Regions from separate parts of the Homo sapiens genome. Here region 2 is linked to region 1. Evidence: chromatin loops called from intact Hi-C (ENCODE). Cell type or tissue: heart left ventricle. All regions are shown on one strand. Each heading gives the region's core, and the rest is flanking DNA. Links, peaks and the distances in the headings are about the cores only. Region 1 holds the start of NXPH4 (neurexophilin 4). Region 2 overlaps R3HDM2 (R3H domain containing 2).

Region 1 (9,989 bases), core at 1,030-9,029:
AAGCTGGGCTAACCAGCAGATCCACTCTCCCTGTTGACTCCAACACGGAGGCCCCACAGCTGCAGCTCACACACACACACTCAGATAGATCCCATTGCTCATATCCTCACGCTCACTCTCACTCAAGTCTCCACCAGATGTTTCATTCCCCCTCAGGGGGCAAAGGAAATTAAACCAGATCTGTCCACAGGGGAGTTTATTTGCCTGGGAGAGTGGAGATGAGGTGGGAGGAAGTGGAAAGGAGGGGCAAGAGAATGCCATACCTACCACCTCTTGACCCCAGGCCTTCACACATGGGTGGGTGGGTGGTAGGGCACAGACCCCCCCCACTCCTCCAGTTCACTAAGGACAGAGTTGGGCAGCAAGTCCCTAAGAAGCTCCTGCTAGTGGAAGCAGTTTTCATGGAGGGGCTCCTCTGCCTACCGTGCAGCCCCTCAAGGTCACCAGGTGGGGCTGGGAGGGCCAGGGAGCTCTAATGCTAGCTTCACTGGGGCAGCCCCTGCCCTGCTGGGGTTTGCCAAATGTGATTTGGCTGAGCAGGCAGAGGTCCAAGTGTTGGGGGAAGAAATACACCCCTTCTAGACTCTACAGGGGCTGAGGGTACAGAGAATGAGGGTTTGGGGAATGACCTGCCTGCCCCCAAACTAGGTAGGTCACAGTTGGGGGTCAGAAAACAGGGAAGCCATAGGCAGGGGAGGCTGGTAGAAGGAAAATGGGGGACTGGGGCCTGGGCCCCCATTGCGGGCACACACCAGGGGCATAGGCAGATGGCTGCACTGTGAGGCAGGCACTGACACTCACTCATGCAAAGCCAACACCACACACCACACCAGTATACACATGTACCCTCGGCCCCAGTACTGGACCAAGCCTGGCTTCCCTGGACACATGCACACAGGTGCACACGGTGACCCACGCCCTCCACCCAGCACATATGAGCACAGCATGTTCGCAGGTTGAAGCCTCCAAGTCAGGAAGGAGGCAGATCAAGTCTGAGCTCCCTTAGCCTCTGGCTCTTCGCCCGAGAGCCTCAGGGAAAGAGGCCTTGGAGTGGGGTTGGAGGCAGGGAGGGCATGGGAGGAGAGACTCCCCTTCCAGACAGCCTCCCCCTTCAGTGGGGCACGAGAGGGGGGTGTGTCTGTGAGGTCGTGCAGGGGAGATGGTGTCTCCGTGGGAAATGTGATGGGAGGCTGGCTGTAGCCAAGTTCAGCCGTGTCTGCCTGAGTCCGTGTGTGCGTGTGTGCTCGGGCCATGGATGCTCCCGACACAGAGCCCACCTGGCATGGTGACAAGTGCAGAGAAGAGAAATGGGAAGGCGGGGGTGGAGGGGTGGAAGGACAGACAGACAGTGAGGCAGGCGAGCGAGACTGGCGCGGAAAGACGGCAAGGCTGACACCCTGCTGGCTTGTCTGTCTGTCTCGCACTCCCGCTCTGTCTGGCGCACTCGCGGGTCGGGCTTCGTCCCCTCCCCCGCCGCGCCTGAAGTCGGCTGCAAGGGGGACCTCCGCCCGGCACCCTCTCCAAGCCTCAGCCAACTTGCGCTAGGAGAGTGCCCGTCCTGAATCGGGCAGTCTGTCTGTCCGCTTCCCCCGCGCCGCGCAAAGTTGGGACGCTCGGAGCTGGGGGCGGGGCGGGCGCACGGAGCCCCTCGCACACTGGGACCTTCGCGTCCCGGAACCCCGCGCCCGCGCTAGCGCCCCAGCCCTGCCACTCTTACCTTCCTAAGGAGCCACGGGCCAAAGAGCAAGAGGAACCATTCCGGGAGCAGCCGCATCTTCTCTGGCGGCTGAGCGGGGCAGGCTGGGCGGGTCTCGGGCAGGCGGGAGCCAGGCCTAGGGACGCGGGGCTCCGGGCGGGCGGCGGGGCGGCTGCGGGAGCGGCGGGAGCGGCGGGAGCGGCGGGAGCGGCGGCGCGGCCCGCGGACTGGGCGCGAGGCGCGGAGCCGGCGCTGGGGGCGGGGCGCGGGCGGGGGAGAAAGTTGGGTCTGACTCCGCGGGCGGGGGGCGGGGCTCCGCGGCGCTCCAATCCCGGCCGCGCCCCGCGCGCCCCCTCCCGCCCAGCTGGGGGCACCGAAGGTGACTTTCACACCGGCACGCCCCGGACACGCCCCTGGCCCAGGTGCGAAGCGGAGGGGGTCGAGGGGCTCAGGCACTGGTCCCCCGAGAGGCCGCGTCTGTGCGCCCAGGAGGAACGGGGCAGGGCGTGGGGCTCTGGGCTCCGGGCCCGTGCACCTGGAGTGGGGGCGCCGCGGAGCCCAGCCGGACGACGCTCTCCAAGCCCCGGGCCTCTGCCCTGTTCAGGGCCAAGGTGTGTCGGGGCAGGCGCAGGGCAGGGGCCGAGGTGGGGACGGGCGGGGCCTCGGGCGGCTGCCGCCGCGCGATGCTGACGGGGATGGATGGGCGCCCCGCGGCTCATTCGGCCCGGAGATGAGAATCATTGATCACGGACGGAAACCCCATCACGTCTGTCAATAGGGCTGACAAACGGCGCCCTCCGCCCCGTCCCCGCCTCACCGCACCTCTGCGGTCTCAGGACCCCTCGGCTAGACCGGCTGTTCACCTTTGCCCCTGGCCCCCACCACTGACCCCCACGAGGCCCAGTGCGCCTCTGCATGGGGGCTGGGCAGGAAATCCCTCTCAGCGCCGCCTGCCTGGCCTCTTGGTGCAGTCTCTGTTCCTCCCCTCCCGCCGTCCCATCTTTCACCACCAGCTCTTCTAGATCCTTGTCCCCATTCCCTATCTCTGTCCTTGTCTCTGTCCCCAGCCCCAGCTCTCTGCCCCCATCCTCTTCTCTGTTTCTTCCTCGGTTCCCTCCTCCCCACTGCCTCTCTCTCTCCTGCCCGGGTGGTTTCAGCTGTCAGCTGTTGCTATGCACTGAGGCTGTGGCTGAGGTTGTGGTATGACCAACACCTAGACAGAGATAGGGACAAGCAAAGAGACTGAGAGACAGACACATCCCTTGAGAGCCCACCCCAGGGATGCACGCAGATGCCTTCACGGGGACAGGGCACACAGAGCGAAATACAGAGACAGGCGCACACCTAGCGGCACCCCAACACACAGAGGAGCACAGCAACAGAGGTGAGCACACCTGCACCCAGACGAGCACACCCAGACAGTTGCTCAGTGCGCTCACCCTCTCTTTGTCTTGGCAGAGAGCAAACACCCACAGAGGTGGACACACACACTGAGACATACACAGGTGTATGCTGTCACTGGCAGCCCAGAAGACAAGTGGGGGCACATACAAAGAAATGGACAGATAGATATGGGACGTGACAGCCACACACACGAGTCAGGAAAAGGACCGGTGCTGAGAGGACGAGGCAGATTCAGAGACACCCAGGGAGACAGGCAGAAGCCAGGAGGCAGGAACCTGGGTGCCGGGGTGGGGGTGGAGAGGAGAGAGGCAGGAAGGGGCAGAAATGTTCAGGCTCAAGGCCAAAAGGCCTTGAGCCAGAACCCTGAGCCCACGTTCCAGGCACGGGGGCTGCTTCAGTAGTAGGTGGGAACAGTGGGCACACCTAGGCGTAGGCTGTCCAGGACAGAAGCCCATTACCAGGGTCCTGGTCTTCTGGGGGCCGAACCCACTGCATCTCTCCTCCTTTAGCTACAGTCTCAGGCCACCTGTTCTCTCTCCAGTTACACACACACATGTGTGCGCGCTCGCACAAACACAAGTGCAAACACACACATGCACACTACTCGCCCTGTCTCTGGGTCTTTGCCTCTGTCCCCCTGTCTCTCCGCCTCTGGGTTTCTGCCTCTCATTCGGTATCAGCTTCTGTCCCTGGTTCTCAGCCTCTGTCCCTGGTTCTTCCCATCTCTCAGGCCAAGGTGAGGGCTTCCCACCTGCCTCCCGGGTGGGTAGTTTGAGAAACTGCCTCCTGGTGGACCTTCTCCTAGCAGGTCCTGACAGGCGGAGTGGGGGATGCTGACTGGAGGGGTATGCCTTCCAAGCTGCAGCGGGGGTCCCTTGTCGCTCTGCCCAGGATCTTGAGGTGACAGGCAGAGATCAGTGGCTCCCGGGGGGCACCAGATGCACCGATGGCAGAGGGGCAGGGTTGGGGCTGGTGGTGGTGGGAGCAGGCAGGCGCTGGGGCAGGGAGGGGAGCTGGCTGGCAGAGGGTGGAGGGGTGTGGCAAAATAGCCGGAGAGAAGGAAGCGAGAGACTGGGCTGGGGTCCCCCGCAGGTGCATAATGAGTGCTGAGGCGGGGGCTGTGTGGGGCTTCAGGATAGGCGGTGCTCCAGGCGTACAGACACCACCTGGTGGCCAGATTGGGACACAGACCTCCTACTCGGCAACCACGGATTCTGTTTCCCCGCAGTTGCCCATCCAGGGCCCTTTTGAAGGCAGGGGAGGATCTCAGAGTTGGCTTGGAGGATGAGGTTGGAGAGAGCTTCTGAAGGCTAAGAAGGGAAGGGGAGGGCTCCTCTTTCCACAGGTGCCTAGACTTGTAGCTTCCCCAAGGCAGAAGGAAGCCTGGGAGGAATCTCCTGGAGTTGAACCAGTGAGGGAGGAGGAATGAAAGGCAGCACTTCCTGGTTGGGAGTTGGGTAAGGGATCTTCAGACATTTGCAGCCACCCTTCCTGAGCTCATATTTGCTGTACTGGGACTCAAACCCTCTCTAGTCCTGGGCAGTGTAAACTGTGCAACTTTCTGCAAGAAGTTTCCCCCTCTAGGCAGGGGTTGAAATGGACCTGGACACTTTTGATTGACAGTTTTTTCCTGTTACCCCCTGGAATGACTGAAATGATTGGTGAGCTGGAGCTGCTGGGGGCCTAGAGGGCCTGGCAAACTGGTCTTCCCAGCTCTCCTTTACCGCAGGAGACACCTGGCTCTGGAATGCAGCATTTTACTTCGCATTTGATTCATTAGTCTCCACAAAGTGAGACGTCAGTGCTTCAAGAGCAGACTCAGGCAGAGAGAACCGCATGGGAGGACCCTGAAGGATGAGAAAACCTTTGCAGCCTCAGTGTATTCACTTCTTATAGTGGGGCTTCTCACTGTGGGTGATCATTTTGGGTAGGGGGGTGGTGTCTGGTAGAAGTGAATGCAGAGAAACAGATCTGAGTTAGTGTCCTAGACCCAGAGGGAACACAAAATCTGGAGACTCGAAGTCATGGCTGAAGGTCACACAGCCAGGAGAAGCAGATCTTCCATGTCAAGTCCAGTGCCACCCGCTTCCCGGGCACAGTAAGATGGAGAGGGGGAGGGCCCTGGGAGAAGGGCACTAAAAACCACGCGCCAGCCTGCCTCCAGCACGGGGCAGGTCTCCCTCTGGTGGCCGAAGCAGGAAAGCGCAGCCCCAGCTCCCAGCGTCTCTCACACACAGGCAGACACCAGCGGCTTTTTTTCTTTCTTTTTTTTTTTTTTGGCCTTTTTTTTTTTTTTTTTTTTTACAATTTTATTTATAACAATATCTGTGTTATTTAGTTGTAAAGGAATTCAGCAAAAATTATTAAAACGTTCACGTCCCCAAAACGGGGCTGCCCGCTTTCCCTTCCTGGGTGTGGCCCACCTCCTTGGCGTCCCCAGGGGAGGGGAGGCTGGAGGAATGTTTACCAGAGGAAGTCTCCAGCCCTGGGAACCTCGGTGGGGGCCCTGGAGACAGGGAGGGCCTGTCTGGGAGGGGGGTTGAGCATGGCCATCTCATAGGTGCCCCTGGAGTTGGGGCTGGGGTTTGGGGTGGCCTCCCCCAAGAACTAAAACACTCCATCCTTTCCCGCCTACCTCACCCAGAGCCACGTCTTCCAGACAGGGGCAGCAAAGAACTCTCCCTTCCCAGAATTAGCCCTCAGGAAGCTGTGGGAGCGGGCAAGCAGGGATGGGGCGAGAGGGGAGAGCCTTGGCAAAGTGTCTTATACAGGGAGGGGAAGGCTGCACCACCAGCTCTCCCAGTGGGGTGCGTTCTGGTGGGAGGGTAGGAGGTGCAGCCCCAAGCCCTCCCTGCCTGTCTCCCTGAAGGCAGCATGGGGGTGCCAAGGAGCAGGCAGGGAGGGGATGGAGAAATAATACTGTGCTCGCTTGCCGGCTTGCTCGCTCACATATAAAATGTAATTCCTTCATTTTTACATTTATACATCCGGCGGGGCCAGGGAAGGGCTGGCTGGGGAGGGGCTCACTGAAGGACTTCACTGGCAGGGGGCAGGAGGCTTTCTGGGGGCAGTCCGACGGGGCAGGGCCCTATGCCAAGGGGTCCCCTATCTCGTCCTCAGGGCCCCGGCCCAGGAGTTCTCGCTTCTCGTCCGTGCTGGCCAGGGAGTGGCGACTGCCATGGCCCCCCATGTAGAGTGTGGCATACACGGGGTTGGTGAAGTTGGTGGGCTGCAGGGTGACAGAGGGTTCAGGTAGGGCTCAGGAGCTGGGCCTGTAGCCCAGGTTACCCCACCCCCACCTCCGTCCCTCACCTAACCCAACACCTTTGGTTAGGCCACCCACGGCCTCTTGGCACTCGACCCTGCCCGCCTCCCAGCCCACCTTGTCAGGGTCCAGGGCAAAGTCAGCGTCCAGTAGGCCTCCCACATCATCAGGCTCTCCGCCTTCGTACATCTTGTAGGTGGGGTTTCCAATCTCCACGTTCATGGCCCCGTTGGTCATCCGTTGGTGCTGGAAGCCCTTAGCCCTGGGGAAAGGCAGGAGTATAAGGAGACAGAGATTATTGGGGGGGAAGGCTAGGATGGCAAAATAATGACCAGAATGTTCCAGAATCCCTGTGACTCACCCTTGGACTCGCCGCTTATACCAGAATACCACTCCGGCCACCAGAACCAGCAGCAGCAGCAACAGCAGAGGGATTAGGATGGAGGCTATATCTGGAGGGAAGAGGTGGGACACTGAGTCACCAAGGCTCAGGGAAGCAGGAGGCACACGGTCCCCCTGCTCTAGGTCCCGGTGGCCCTGCCTGCCCCAACCCCTGCCACCTACGTCCTGGCTGCTGCTGGCTGAAGACGTGCTCCTCACACCGGGGCCCTGTCATGTGGGGTGGGCACCTGCAGAAAGGAGGGACACGGCTGAGTAGGTATAACCTCCATAGCCACTGCTGCCAGGAAAACAGGGCGGGGGGTGGGCACTGAGGCCTGACGGTCCTCCTGCTCAAATCTGGGGAAGGGAGCGATGATCTATGCCTGGGTGAAGCCCGGGCCCAACTCACTGGCACTCAGGCATCATTTTGCTGTTCATGGTACAGGAGCCGCCATTGCTGCAGTGGCCGACGCAGGTCAGACAGCTGGGGGCCACCCGGCCATCCGTGCAGCTGCAGGAAGGAATCAGAGGCTGGGGCTGGGGCTGGCAGAGGCGTGCCTGGGATGCTGAGGAAGGGAGGGGCAGGGCAGGGCTAGGACAGGGCAGGGGCCCAGCTGGGTGGAACTGTGGAGGAGGGCCCCACTCACTTGCAGGTGACATCCCCACTCTGCTTGTTGACCACACAGGCCCCTTCGAGACAGCGGCTGCACTTGTTCACCTCACACCTCGATCCCTCAAAGTAGGCAGTGCAGCGGCATTGTCGGGAGCCATCAGCAGCCATCTGGCATGTGCCAAAGTTCTCACAGTAGCCAGAGCACTGCCCTGTGGTTGGGGAGGGAGAGAAGTGCCTCAAGCCCCACCCTCATGAGGGCTCTCCATAGGTTGAACAGAGCTTTTCTGTTTGCATAATCTTGGTGCAGGGGGTGCACTGCCTCAGGGGAAGTGTGCCAGCACCTTTGTGGGGAAGCGCCAGCAGCTTGGGCCTGGCTCAGCTGCATAAGGCCTTCTTTCCTGAACTTGCCCCTGTGGGTCCCAGGCACAGGTTGAACATCACCCCATGCTCTGGGGTCCCCCGTCACCCTCCCGCATGCCCTGGGGCCCAGGGATGGCTCACTCACGGTACTGGCAGCGGTCGCCCAGGAAGCCGGGTAGGCATCGGCACTGGGGCTGGTTGCCCTGGTTGACAGTGCAGGTGCTGTTGTTGGCACAGTAGCCCGCACACACCTGCTGGGTGCATTTGGGGCCCGTGAAGCCCGTGGGGCACCGGCACGTGGGCATGCCTGGTGGGAGAGGATGTGTGAGCGCGACTGTGGCCCTCGAGACCACCTGGCCCTATAGCAGAGGAATGGGCTGGGGGGACCTGGGCGAGAAGCAGAGACTGGAGTGACTGGATGCTGGGTTGTGGAAAGGAGGCTGGAGGCGAGGCAGGGGCTGGGCATTTGCCTGAGGTGGGGTGGTGGGTGGCGGGGCTGGGGCCCAGGGGCAAGGAGCAGGCGTGGCGGGATGAGGGGGCATACCAGAGGGGGAGGCAGCACAGGTGCCCCCATTGCGACAGTGCTCCCAGCACTGGTCCAGTTCACACTTGTCACCCGTGTAGCGGGGTTGGCAGCGGCACTTGGGCTGCCTCCGTGCATTGAGGAAACAGCTGCCACCGTTGAAGCACTGCAGGTTACAGGTTCCAGGCCGGGGAGCTGCAGGAAGGGCCCGTCAAGGGGCAGAGCCAGGGGAATAGGAGGAGAGGGACAGGCAACAAGGTCAGGGGAAGTCAGGAGCCACAGGAAGGAGATGGTCCTGAGGCATGGCTGGGACTGGGAGGGCATAAGCATACCATCTGGGGGGGGCGTTGGAGAGGGCACAGGCACGCATGTGCCGTTGTCCAGCCGCTTCCCATTGGGACAGGTGCAGACAGGCCCACTGGGGCTCAGCAGGCAGAGCCACTCGCATTTCTTGCGGTCACATGGGTTGGTCACTGCAGGTATGGGTGGGGTGGGGAGGATGCTGAGCAGGACCCTTCTCTGAGCCCTGTGAGCCCAGGGTGACCCCCTCTCCACCAGGTCCCAGGGCCACAGCTTGGAGACTCAATGCCCACAGGCCTCCCTTCCCCAGCCCAGGCTCCCCTCTGCCCCCACCTTCGGGCTGCTTGTGCTGATGGTAAAGGACCACGTCAGAGGCGTGGCTCAGGCCCCCTGTCAGGTTGACCAAGGGGCTGTGGCCAAACTTATGGATCTTGAAGACACGATTATTGATGTAGGTGACACCATAGATGTAATCCTCAAAGACGTCGATGCTGAAGGGGTGACTTAGGCCTGGGGGAGGAGGTGGAGTCAGAGGGGACCTGAGGGGCACTCAGGCCCTGGCCATGCTGTCCACGACACTGGCACCTGTGGTTCCCAGACACCTCAAACTCAACACATCCAGACCAAATTCTCTCTCCCCACACCGGTTCCTCCTCCTGTGGCCACTACTGGCAAAAGGTCCCATCACCCCCAGACTTCTGGGGTCAGTCATGACTGACTTCTATTCCTTCTCCCCCAATTTGCTACGTTCCTAATGTACCTATGCTGCCTCCGTGCAACCCAACCAATGAATGGACAAGTAGGCCAGAGGGTCAGGGTGGGTCTCAGGCCTGCAGGGCTGGTTCAGGGGGAGGCCAGCTGGAGAGGCCTGGAAGGCGCTGCAGCATTGCTGGGGGTCAGTGACAAAGGATGGGAGGCATTGAAGTGAGGCCTTTGGCTCAGTAGGGAGGATGGCAAGGCTGGGGACAGGGCTGGGGACTGCGACTTATGCCGGGCTCTGACCTCGTTTGCTGTCAGCAGCCACAATGGGGTCCGTGCCATTGAGCCGGATGCTGCCGATGACTGAAAGCTTGGCGTCTGCCCAGTACAGCCGCTCATTGTGATAATCCACGGCCAGGCCTGGGGAGAGAGAGAGCACTGTGAGAGCTTGGCCTCCCCAACCCAGGCTCGGGGTGGAAAGAACTGCCTCCATGCCCGGGACAGCTCCACCCTGTTCATACGCCACTCACAGTCACCTCTTTCGGGAAAAGCCTCCACGGCCAATCTGCCCTGCCCCAGTCCAAGCCCCATCCCATCCCTTGCTTTTGTGTGACTTCAGCAGCAGCTGGGCTCTGCGAGCCGGGCCCCCTCCATGCCCGTCCCTCCTGCACCCTGCCCCACAAACCTGTGGGCCACTGAATGTTGTCCTGCACCAGTGTCTCCCGAAGCGTCCCATCCATCGCTGCCG
Region 2 (9,989 bases), core at 901-8,900, 63 kb before region 1:
GCTTGGCACATAGTAAAGTATGTTGTGTTGAATGAGTTCATGCCTTGGAGAGCCTAGAAATGGGGAAATGAGTTGGATAAAGGTTATGTGTATGCTTGAAGTTTTCTCAGCAACATTTTTTTTTTTTTTTTTTTTGAGACCGAGTCTCGCTCTTGTCGCCCAGGCTGGAGTGTCATGGCGCGATCTCAGCTCACTGCAACCTCTGCCTCCTGGGTTCAAGCGATTCTCCTGTCTCAGCCTCCCAGGTAGCTGGGATTACAGGCGCCCACCCTCAAGCTCGGATAATTTTTATATTTTCAGTAGAGACGGAGTTTCACTATGTTGGTTGGCCAGGCTGGTCTCAAACTCCTGACCTCAGGTGATCCACCCGCCTCAGCCTCGCAAAGTGCTGGGATTACAGGCATGAGCCACTGCGCCCGGCCCTCAGCAACTTTTATAAGAGATGTTGCAAATTGAGAAGAAAGCAAAGAGAAGACAGATCTCTCTCTCTCTAGCAAAAGGACGGATCTCTTAAGAGACCAAAAATCTGTGCCTTCCCAGGAAGTAAGCATTTATATTTTCAGCTATCTAAGTTTGATGGACAGATTCCAGACACTTCAGGGGAGGTGCTTCAGCAGCCTCACATTTTGTTCAATTTCATAACCAAACTTGACAGTCAAGGTGGTTCCTGTCCCTAGGGAGCAGAAGCCTGCAAAGAGGAGGACTGGCATCAGCAAGGCAGCTGAAATGCATCTGTGCTCATCTGTGAATCTTCAAAAGACAGTGGGGGAGGGGACAAAAGGGAATAAAGAGGAAAGGCAAAGAAAAAGTAGAGCCCTCTGACTAAGCTTCCAGGGATAATGTGTTCGTGGCTTATGCTTACAACTTTTTGTGGGTTTCTTCTTTGCCTTAGGTATGGCACTAGGTGCCCCAGAAGTGTGCAACCAGGTCACCTCATCCCAGTCTGTCCGGGGGCTTCTCCCTTGTACTGCCCAGCAGCAACAGCAGCAGCAGCAGCAGCAACTTCCTGCTCTCCCACCCACGCCTCAGCAACAGCCACCCTTGAATAATCACATGATCTCACAGGTGAGTCACCACTCAGTGTCAGAGTCCTCTCCACTCTGATTCAAGCAAACTTTAGATGTACCGTCATGTCTCTTGTGCTGTGGGTGGCAGGAAGGATCAGTTTTTGGAGACATGCCACTCTCTCCCCCATTTCTCATTTGTTAGTTGTAGGGAAAGAAGAACCTTGAGCAAAGGTTTTGCCAAATAACTACTGAGTCAGCTTGGGGGTTTTTTGCTTTATATTTCTTCCTCTGCTTCCTGAACATTGTCAGTAGAATCTTTTATTTCATACCACATTTCTACTGTACCCCATCTCCCTCTATGTCCATGTGTAATTAACAAGGCATTTTTTTCCATTACATCTATATATTGGAACTTGAAAAGATTATAACTTCCACCATCATCTGACCAACTATGTGGACCCATAAACACCTATTTATGTGTTGGGGTTTGCGGAAAAAAGAAATAACACTCAAGACCCCTTCCATACATATGCCACGAAACACAAAGACTCCAAATGTGTCTTTGTTTTCCATGACTCAAAAGGGCTGTATCCTTCTCCTTCTGTTGCTGGACTGGTAAATGTTGGTACCAACTAGAGTTTAAGTGAAGTTTTGCATCTGTGGAGACCAGGAAGGTCATTAGCCTAAGAATCAGTCCTGTTCTAAACCAGAACTTCAGTATTCTGTTTTATTTCTTTCTTTTAATTTTTAAAAAATGTATTGTTATTATTATTATTTTGAGATAGGGTCTTGCTTATGTTGCCTAGGCTGGTCTCAAACTTGTGGGCTCAAGTGATCCTCCCTCCTTGGCCTCCTAAAGTGCTGAGATTACAGGCATGAGCCACCATGCCTGGCCATTGTCATTAAGGTGACTATGTTTAAAAGTCACCTTAAGGCCAGGCATGGTTGCTCAAGCCTGTAATCCCAGCACTTTGGGAGGCTGAGGCGGGTGAATCACCTGAGGTCAGGAGTTCAAGACCAGCCTGCCCAACATGGTGAAACCCGGTCCCTACTAAAAATACAAAAATTAGCCACGTATGGTGGCGGGTGCCTGTAATCCCAGCTACTAGGGAGGCTGAGGCAGGAGAATCGCTTGAACCCATGAGGCGGAGGTTGCGGCGAGCCGAGATCGCGCCACTGCTCTCTAGCCTGGGCGACAGAGTAAGACCCTGTCTCAAAAAAAAAAAAAAAAAAAAAAGTCACCTTAATACTCCGAGCAGAGCTGTGCTGAGATCTTCACTTACTCCCTTCTCACACGAATAGAGCTCTTTTTGAGGAGAGCCCCATACTTTATCCTGAAGTATTCTCTGGTAGCTGGAAAGCCCATGTGTCTGCAGTCTTTTCTGCTGTAGTTTACATTCTCATGTTACCTCCCAGGCTCCCTCATCCCTCTGCTTATTAGTCCAGCTTGGCCTTAGATATATTTCTTCCCTAGGTGTAAGAAGCAAGTCCCAAACACTAATACCCCATGAACTAGAAACTAGAGTGCAAAGACCCCAGAATGGCCCAGTATTGCCCTATCTCAAATATTGTGAAATGAAGCTGAAACAAAGAACAGTGAAGATCTAGGAAATCCTACTTTGTGTCTAAATGTAATTTGCATGCAAGTCATTGCAGTCCTCTATCTTAGTCTAAGTCAGTTCTTTCTATAGTCCTAACTTTCTTGTTCTACCACCATCTACCCCAGTAAGTCTCGTTCACTTCAGTTTACCTTGCTCCCTACTGAAGCATAGTGTCCTTGTATGTGTACTTTTCTCTGTCTGTGTCTTAATTCAAACCTGTAAGTGGGTAAACTATGCTTCTCCTTCTGTCATCTGCTACCGTGTTTTTTATGTGTATGACTTGCTTTTCCAAGGTCCTAATATTTTCTAGGTTTTTTTTTCCCTAAAATGTGTATTTTAATAGTCTTGCTCCCTTTTCTCCCTCTTAGTCTCCCATCTGCCTGCATCTTCCACCTATAATCTCATACCTAGAAACAGACGAGACGGCAAGAGTGGGAGAGGAATAAAGAGATAAAAGAACCATTTGGGACTGAAATTTATACAGAATGTCCAAGTGACTGGCCCTAAACCCCAATCTTCTACTCAGGTTCTGTCCCTGCTACTGGATTGTGAGGGTCAATTGGTCGATCGTTGGCATTGGCTTATCTCCTATGGGGAGTGTGGTGCCAGGTTAGGTGCTATAGCTCGGGGGTAAAGGAACACTACTTGGTGCAGCAATTCCTGTTCTCTTAGAAATTCATTCTTGAGATTAATTGTGATCACTAACTCCAAATGAAAGAATTTATCCAGGTTTTGATGCCCTGGAAGCATTTATGGAAGCTGCTAAAAATTATCCCACCATCTCACTGTATGTATCTCCTTTTTTCTCCCTCTCCACTTTTTCACCCTTCCTCTTTATTTTTTTATTCCTCTTCCTACTGCCATTTTCTTTCTTTCTTTTGCTTTCTTTTTCCCTGATTGGCCTTCAGCACTGGGGGCTCCCTAGACCAAAGTTGCTGAGCCTGAGAATAATTATTGTTCAGTTTCTAATGGTACATAACAGTGCTAGGATTAAAGAAGTGATCATGTGCACACACAAACACCACTGTGCTTACTCTAAAGCTTTTCCTGTAGAAGAAAAACTTTGAGACTGGGTGCGGTAGCTCACGCCTGTAATCCCAGCACTTTGGGAGGCCGAGGAGGGCAGATTACTTGAAGCCAGAAGTTTGAGACCAGCCTGGCCAACCTGGTGAAACAACGTCTCTACTAAAAATACAGAAATTAGCTGGGTGTGGTGGTGCACATCTGTAATCCCAGCTTCTTGGGAGTCATCAGCCTCCTAAGCATGAGAATTGCTTGAACCTGGGAGGTGGAGGTTGCAGTGAGCTGAGATTGCACCACTGCACTCCAGCCTGGGCAACACAGCAAGACTCTGTCTAAAAAAAAAAAAAAAATCTTTGAGGAAGGGTTGTTACCTTTAACTCTGTCACACAAGGCACTTGCCCCAGGTCTGGGAACAGTACTGACTAAACTATGATCTTTCCCTTCCTGGCAGGGCTCCTCTGTCCAAGCAGGCCTTCAAATTGTGTGTCGGTGAAGCTCGTGAAACCAGGGGTGAGGCTGAGGATTAAAGGGCCAGGATCTCCCTTTTGCCCAATTTACTTAAAATGAAGTAGACTTCTTGAAAAGGAGTTCTCGGGGCCCCCTTTTGTCATCAAGAGCCAGTGAACAAGCCCAGAATTTGCCAGTAGGTGGCAGCCACATCCCTCAGGGCAGTCTTTTTTTTTTTTTTTTTTGTTCATTATTTATTTTTCCATAAGTTATTGGAGTACAGGCAGTACTTGGTTACATGAGTGAGCTCTTTAGAGGTGATTTGTGAGATTGTGGTGCACCCATCTCCCGAGCAGTATACACTGCACCATATTTGTAGTCTTTTATCCCTTGCCCCCTTCCCACTCTTCCCCTCAAGTCTCCAAAGTCCATTTTATCATTCTTTTTTTTTTTCTTTTGAGATGGAGTCTCGCTCTGTCACCCAGGTTGGAGTGCAGTGATGCACTCTCGGCTCACTGCAACTTCCACCTCCTGGGTTCAAGCGGTTCTCCTGCCTCAGCCTCCTGAGTAGCTGGGATTACAGGCACGCACCACCACGCCCAGCTAATTTTTGTATTTTTAGTAGAAATGGGGGTTTCACCATGTAGGTCAGGCTGGTCTCAAACTCCTGACCTCATGATCCGCCCACCTTGGCCTCCCAAAGTGCTGGGATTACAGGCGTGAGCCGCTGTGCCCGGCCCATTTTATCATTCTTATGCCTTTGCGTCCTCATAGCTTAGCTCCCACATATCAGTGAGAACATGCGATGTTTGGTTTTCCATTCCTGAGTTACTTCACTTAGAATAATAGTCTCCAATCTCATCCAGGTCACTGCAAATGCTGTTAATTCATTCCTTTTTATGGCTGCATAGTATTCCATTGTGTGTATATACCACAGTTTCTTTACCCACTCATTGATTGATGGGCATTTGGGTTGGTTCCATGATTTTGCAATTGTGAATCGTGCTGCTATAAACATGCACATGCAAGTATCTTTTTTGTATAATGACTTTTTTTCCTCTGGGTAGATACCCAGTTGTGGGATTCCTGAATCAAATGGTAGTTCTACTTTTAGTTCTTTTTTTTTTTTTTTTTTTAGATGGAGTCTCACTCTGTCGCCCAGGCTGGAGTGCAGTGGCACGATCTTGACTCACTGCAAGCTCCGGGTTCATGCCATTCTCGTGCCTCAGCCTCCCGAGTAGCTAGGACTACAGGCAACCGCCACCACGCCCAGCTAATTTTTTGTATTTTTAGTAGAGACGGGGTTTCACCATGTTAGCCAGGATGGTCTCGATCTTCTGACCTCATGATCCGCCCGCCTTGGCCTCCCAAAGTGCTGGGATTACAGGCATGAGCCACTGCGCCCGGCCCTACTTTTAGTTCTTTAAGGAATCTCCACATTGTTTTCCATAGTGGCTGTACTACTTTACATTCCCACCAGCAGTGTAGAAGTGTTCCCTGACACTGCATCCATGCCAACATCTGCTGTTTTTTGATTTTTTGATTATGACCATTCTTGCAGGAGTAAGGTGGTATCACATTGTGGTTTTGATATGGATTTCCCTGATCATTAGTGATGTTGAGCATTTTTTCATATATTTGTTGGCCATTTGTATATCTTCTTTTGAGAATTGTCTATTCATGTCCTTAGCCCACTTTTTGATGGGATTGTTTTTTTCTTACTGATTTATTTGAGTTCGTCGTAGATTCTGGATATTAGTCTTTTGTCAGATGTACAGATTGTGAAGATTTTCTCCCACTTTGTGGTTTGTCTGTTTCCTCTGCTGTTTTTTTTTTTTTTTTTCCATGCAAACGTTTTTTAGTTTAATTAAGTCCCAACTATTTATCTTTGTTTTTATTGCATTTGGTTTTGGGTTCTTGGTCATGAAATCGTTGCCTAAGCCAACATCTAGAAGGGTTTTTCCAATATATTATCTTCTAGAATTTTTAATTTCAGGTCTTAGATTTAAGTCCTTAATCCATCTTGAGTTGATTTTTGTATAAGGTGAGAGATGAAGATCCAGTTTCATTCTCCTACATGTGGCTAGCCAATTATCCCAGCACCATTTGTTGAAAAGGGTGTCCTTTCCCCACTTTATGTTTTTGTTTGCTTTGTCAAAGATCAGTTGGCTGTAAGTATTTGGGTTTATTTCTGGGTTCTGTATTCTGTTCCATTGGTCTATGTGCCTATTTTTATACCAGTACCATGCTGTGTTGGTCACTATAACCTTATAGTATACTTTGAAATCAGGTAGTATGTTGCCTCCAGATTTGTTCTTTTTGCTTAGTCTTGCTTTGGCTATGGGGGCTCTTTTTTTGTTCCATATGAATTTTAGAATTTTTTTTTTGTAATTCTGCGAAGAATGATGGTGGTATTTTGATGGGGATTGCATTGAATTTGTAGATTGCTTTTGGCAGTATGGTCATTTTTACAATATTGATTCTACCCATCCATGAGCATGAGATGTGTTTCCATCTGTTTGTATCATCTATGATTTCTTTCAGCAGTGTTTTGTAGTTTTCCATGTAGAGGTCTTTCAACTCCTTGGTTAGGTATATTCCTAAGTTTTGTTTAAATAAATTTCCTCATGGTTTTTCAGAGCTTCCCTGGCTTTGTAGTTTTACACCCTTCAAGAAGAGAACTATGGCTGAGGATAGCTGTGGAGTAACTAAAAAAATAGCACTGCTATCCCTGCCCGTATCACTGCCCTTCCCCAGTTAGGGGAGGCCTAAGAGGAGCATCACTTCTTCTCACTTTACTCTTTAGTCAGAACTTACAAGTGTGGGGAAAACAGGCACAGTTTTGTTTTGTTTTGTTTTGTTTTGTTTGAGACGGAGTCTTGCTCTGTTGCCCAGGCTGGAGTGCAGTGGTGGTGCGATCTCGGCTCACTGCAACCTCTGCCTCCCAGGTTCAAGCGATTCTCCTGCCTCAGCCTCCTGAGTAGCTGGGACTACAGGCATGTGCCACCATGCGCAGCTAATTTTTGTATTTTTAGTAGAAATGGGGTTTCACCGTGTTGGGCAGGCTGGTCTCGACTCAGGTGGTCTGCCCACCTCAGCCTCCCAAAGTGTTGGGATTACAGGTGTGAGCCACTGCAGGCAGCCATTTTTTTTTAACCACTTTACTGTCCTTTTTTCCCCAGAATATATATGCCTGAACCAAGATAGACTCTCCTCCAAAAGAATGAAGAGAATTGGGATAATAGAAAATGTGTATGAAAGCCACCAGTATAAGCAGCTAATACTGAACATCTTGTCCATCAGTTATATTTGGAATGCCATTGTCTGACAGAAAATAGGTGTGCCAGTAGAGCTAAGAGTTTATTTTCAAGGCTACAGCAGCAACTCTTCCAGGTCACACAGTGGATTCTCAATAATTTTACCTAATTATTGAGACCTCCAGAGTATTCTCCTCTTTGGAGAGTCTTCTAATTCCTGTACTCTGCCTCCTGAACTGTTAGTCCCTTCTGTGAAAGAAACTCTGGAGATGTGTGGCAGGAGAGGATATTGATACCATGGCCCCACACATCTTAATGCTCTAAATGTGGAGGGAGGAGCCTGTGGCAGGTGCTTGGATAATTCTCCTTGACTTCTTCCTTCACCTCCTCTCCACTACTAGAGTGGGGTGGAGAGAACCTATGCCAGGCAGAACTGGATTTCAACCTCAGCTCTGCCATATTAACTGTGTAAGCCTAGATGAGTGATTTAATTTATCTGAGCCTTTTTTATTTGCAAATACAAGTTATATCTCCCTATAGGATTCTTGTGTGAGGCTGTAATGAGACAATGTATGTAATAAGATAATATATACCAATGTTATTTTCCCCCCTTCCTTGCCTCTCTCCTTCTCTCATCTCTCCTACCACCAGGGACTATGACTGGAGAACTGATGAGGTGATCAAAATGCCTGGAGGGGAAGAAGGGAAGGAAAAAATAATAACTACCCACTAGTTGATTTAGAACACTCTATGTTCCTAGTAAACAAATCCTCCTGCTTGAGGCTAGTGAAGGGGGACTGAAGGGACAAAAACTAAAGCTAAGCTATTTATATTTTATTCCTAAATCCTTCCTGTTTGCTTGGGGGGTGGAGGTGGATTTTTCATATTGCTGTCACAGCCTGGAGGAGCAATCATGGAGTGGAAGGAAGTAGCCAGAAGCAGGCATGATCTTGGGTGTTTTTTCCTTCTCTGCCCTTGGGAGGGAGATGATCCTTGTGAATGAGTATTTCCTCTAGGAGAGCTGTGGTGTGAAATCAGGAGCAGCTGAGCCAGACCTTGGATGACCCTTCCTGCAGAAGCAGTGCAGCAGTGCAGACAGGAATCTCTTCTCAAGTGGGCAGTCAAGGAGGGTTATGATCATGCTCCCCAGGAATTGTGTGTTCAGAAAAACTGCTTTGGGAAAAGCTGTATTTGGAATCAGACAGCAGACCCTGACCCTGAGAGTCCTCAGATTGCTCACAACAGCTGCAGAGTTCTGAATGGCTAATGGGGAAGGGAGTGCAGCAGGTCTCCCCTGATAAGAGAGATTGCCTGTTTGTCAAAGAGATGTTAAATCTTCAAGCTGTCCCGGGCTTGGTCACCTACCTGCTCAGCAGTCGTGCTACTCATGTGAAATTTCTTCTATGATTATTAACCTTATTGTTCCTTCCCTTTCCCTCCCCATCTCTGCCCGCACCCCCCCCCCACCCCACCCCCCGCTTCCCACCTCTCTTTTCTCTTCCCTTTTCCACATGCCTCTCTGCTGGCCCACAGCCAGTCCCGGCTCTGCAGCCCTCTCCGCAGCCTGTTCAGTTCTCTCCAAGCTCCTGTCCCCAAGTCCTTCTGCCAGTCTCTCCGCCCCAGCAGTACAACATGGTATAAACTCCATTCCCCCTTTTTGTCTTGTTCATGTGTGGCCTGTATCTGTAGGTATGTCTGGGTCAGTCTGTGATGGCCTTGTAAGCATGTTGTGCTTTTGGAGGGCATATTGAAAGCTATTTCTTCTTGAGGGACCAGCACAGGCTGAACTATACTCCATGCTAATGGCCTCATCACAGCACATCAAAAGATGCTTAAATGTAAGACAGAGGAACACTGTGTTCCCCCAAGTTTCAGGACAGAGAATGAAATTGGATGTTGGTATAACCTAGGCTCCTCATCTCTACGATGTACATCCTAAATCTAATTTGCTCCCTAGGCATGTCTGAGGAACCTAGTTTCTTCTATACAGAATGGTTCTCTATAATTTCCTTTAAAAATAAAAACACAGGCCGGGCGTGGTGGCACACACCTGTAGTCCTAGCTACTTGAGAGGCTGAGGCAGGAGAATCGCTTGAACCTGAGAGGCTGAGGTTGCAGTGAGCCGAGATCGCACCACCACTGCACTCCAGCCTGGACAACAGAGCAAGACTCCGTCTCAAAAAAAAAAAAAAATGCAGTTGCAGACTTCTCTGGTATCACTGGCAAAAACTTAAACTGTTCCCCTGTTTTACCATGTCAGTTTATATTTTAAAAATCCTCATCCATTGCGTAGCACATGCTGTTTAAATCGTTTGTACTCTACAAATCCTTTGAAGATCTGATTTGCCTCATAGTTGATAACTTCCATCATAGTTGTAGGAGCCCTGAATTGTTTTGCTCTGTCTTAACATCTACTTTTTCTCTAGAATCCTCTCCCTCCTCCTACCTCTTATTTCCATGTTGATTGTCCTGGAATATCGAGTTCAAAATAATCTGCAGTCCAGTTCACTTGTCATCTATTCCTGCCCAATAAGTAGCAAAACAGCTAACTTGAAGATCAGATCCTTGAAAATGGAATGAAACTACAGAAAAGCATTGTCTTTTGGTTTCTGCTAGTTGTGTGTGCGTGTGTGTGTGTGTGTGTGTGTGTATTA

Evidence for each region. A loop is a pair of places that touch in the nucleus more often than their neighbours do. Peaks named below come from ENCODE experiments on the same cell type or tissue, not always from the same donor. Only the 100,000 strongest peaks of a DNase experiment are listed, where the experiment ranks them.
Region 2: it touches region 1 in a loop (15-fold over the local background); 10 of 110 quality-filtered maps call a loop at or near these places.

What each region holds. Positions count from the first base shown.
Region 1 is chr12:57,208,755-57,218,743 of GRCh38, reverse strand. LRP1 (LDL receptor related protein 1) reads right to left here. Exons shown (of 89, transcript NM_002332.3): 78 at 9,927-9,989; 79 at 9,545-9,661; 80 at 8,876-9,052; 81 at 8,575-8,715; 82 at 8,264-8,437; 83 at 7,865-8,026; 84 at 7,394-7,568; 85 at 7,156-7,257; 86 at 6,930-6,994; 87 at 6,727-6,817; 88 at 6,483-6,627; 89 at 5,383-6,329. The coding sequence ends at 6,189. NXPH4 (neurexophilin 4) reads right to left here and starts at 1,950. Exons shown (of 2, transcript NM_007224.4): 1 at 1,718-1,950. The coding sequence starts at 1,774. RefSeq lists enhancers at 690-1,296, 1,297-1,905, 2,053-2,552, 3,550-4,072 and silencers at 1,928-2,387, 5,306-5,355. In heart left ventricle, for the core only: CTCF peaks have their summits at 4,266 (motif pointing left) and 5,281 (motif pointing left); DNase peaks (open chromatin) are centred at 2,020, 4,255, 5,283, 6,178 and 1 weaker place; H3K4me3 peaks cover 1,919 bases; H3K27ac peaks cover 580 bases; H3K27me3 peaks cover 2,750 bases.
Region 2 is chr12:57,271,434-57,281,422 of GRCh38, reverse strand. R3HDM2 (R3H domain containing 2) reads left to right here. Exons shown (of 24, transcript NM_001394031.1): 14 at 893-1,065. Among named protein-coding and RNA genes, the nearest start is that of STAC3, 25 kb to the right of the region's middle. RefSeq lists an enhancer at 444-1,643. In heart left ventricle, for the core only: a CTCF peak has its summit at 4,275 (motif pointing right); no DNase peak of the experiment used is centred there; H3K27ac peaks cover 1,168 bases.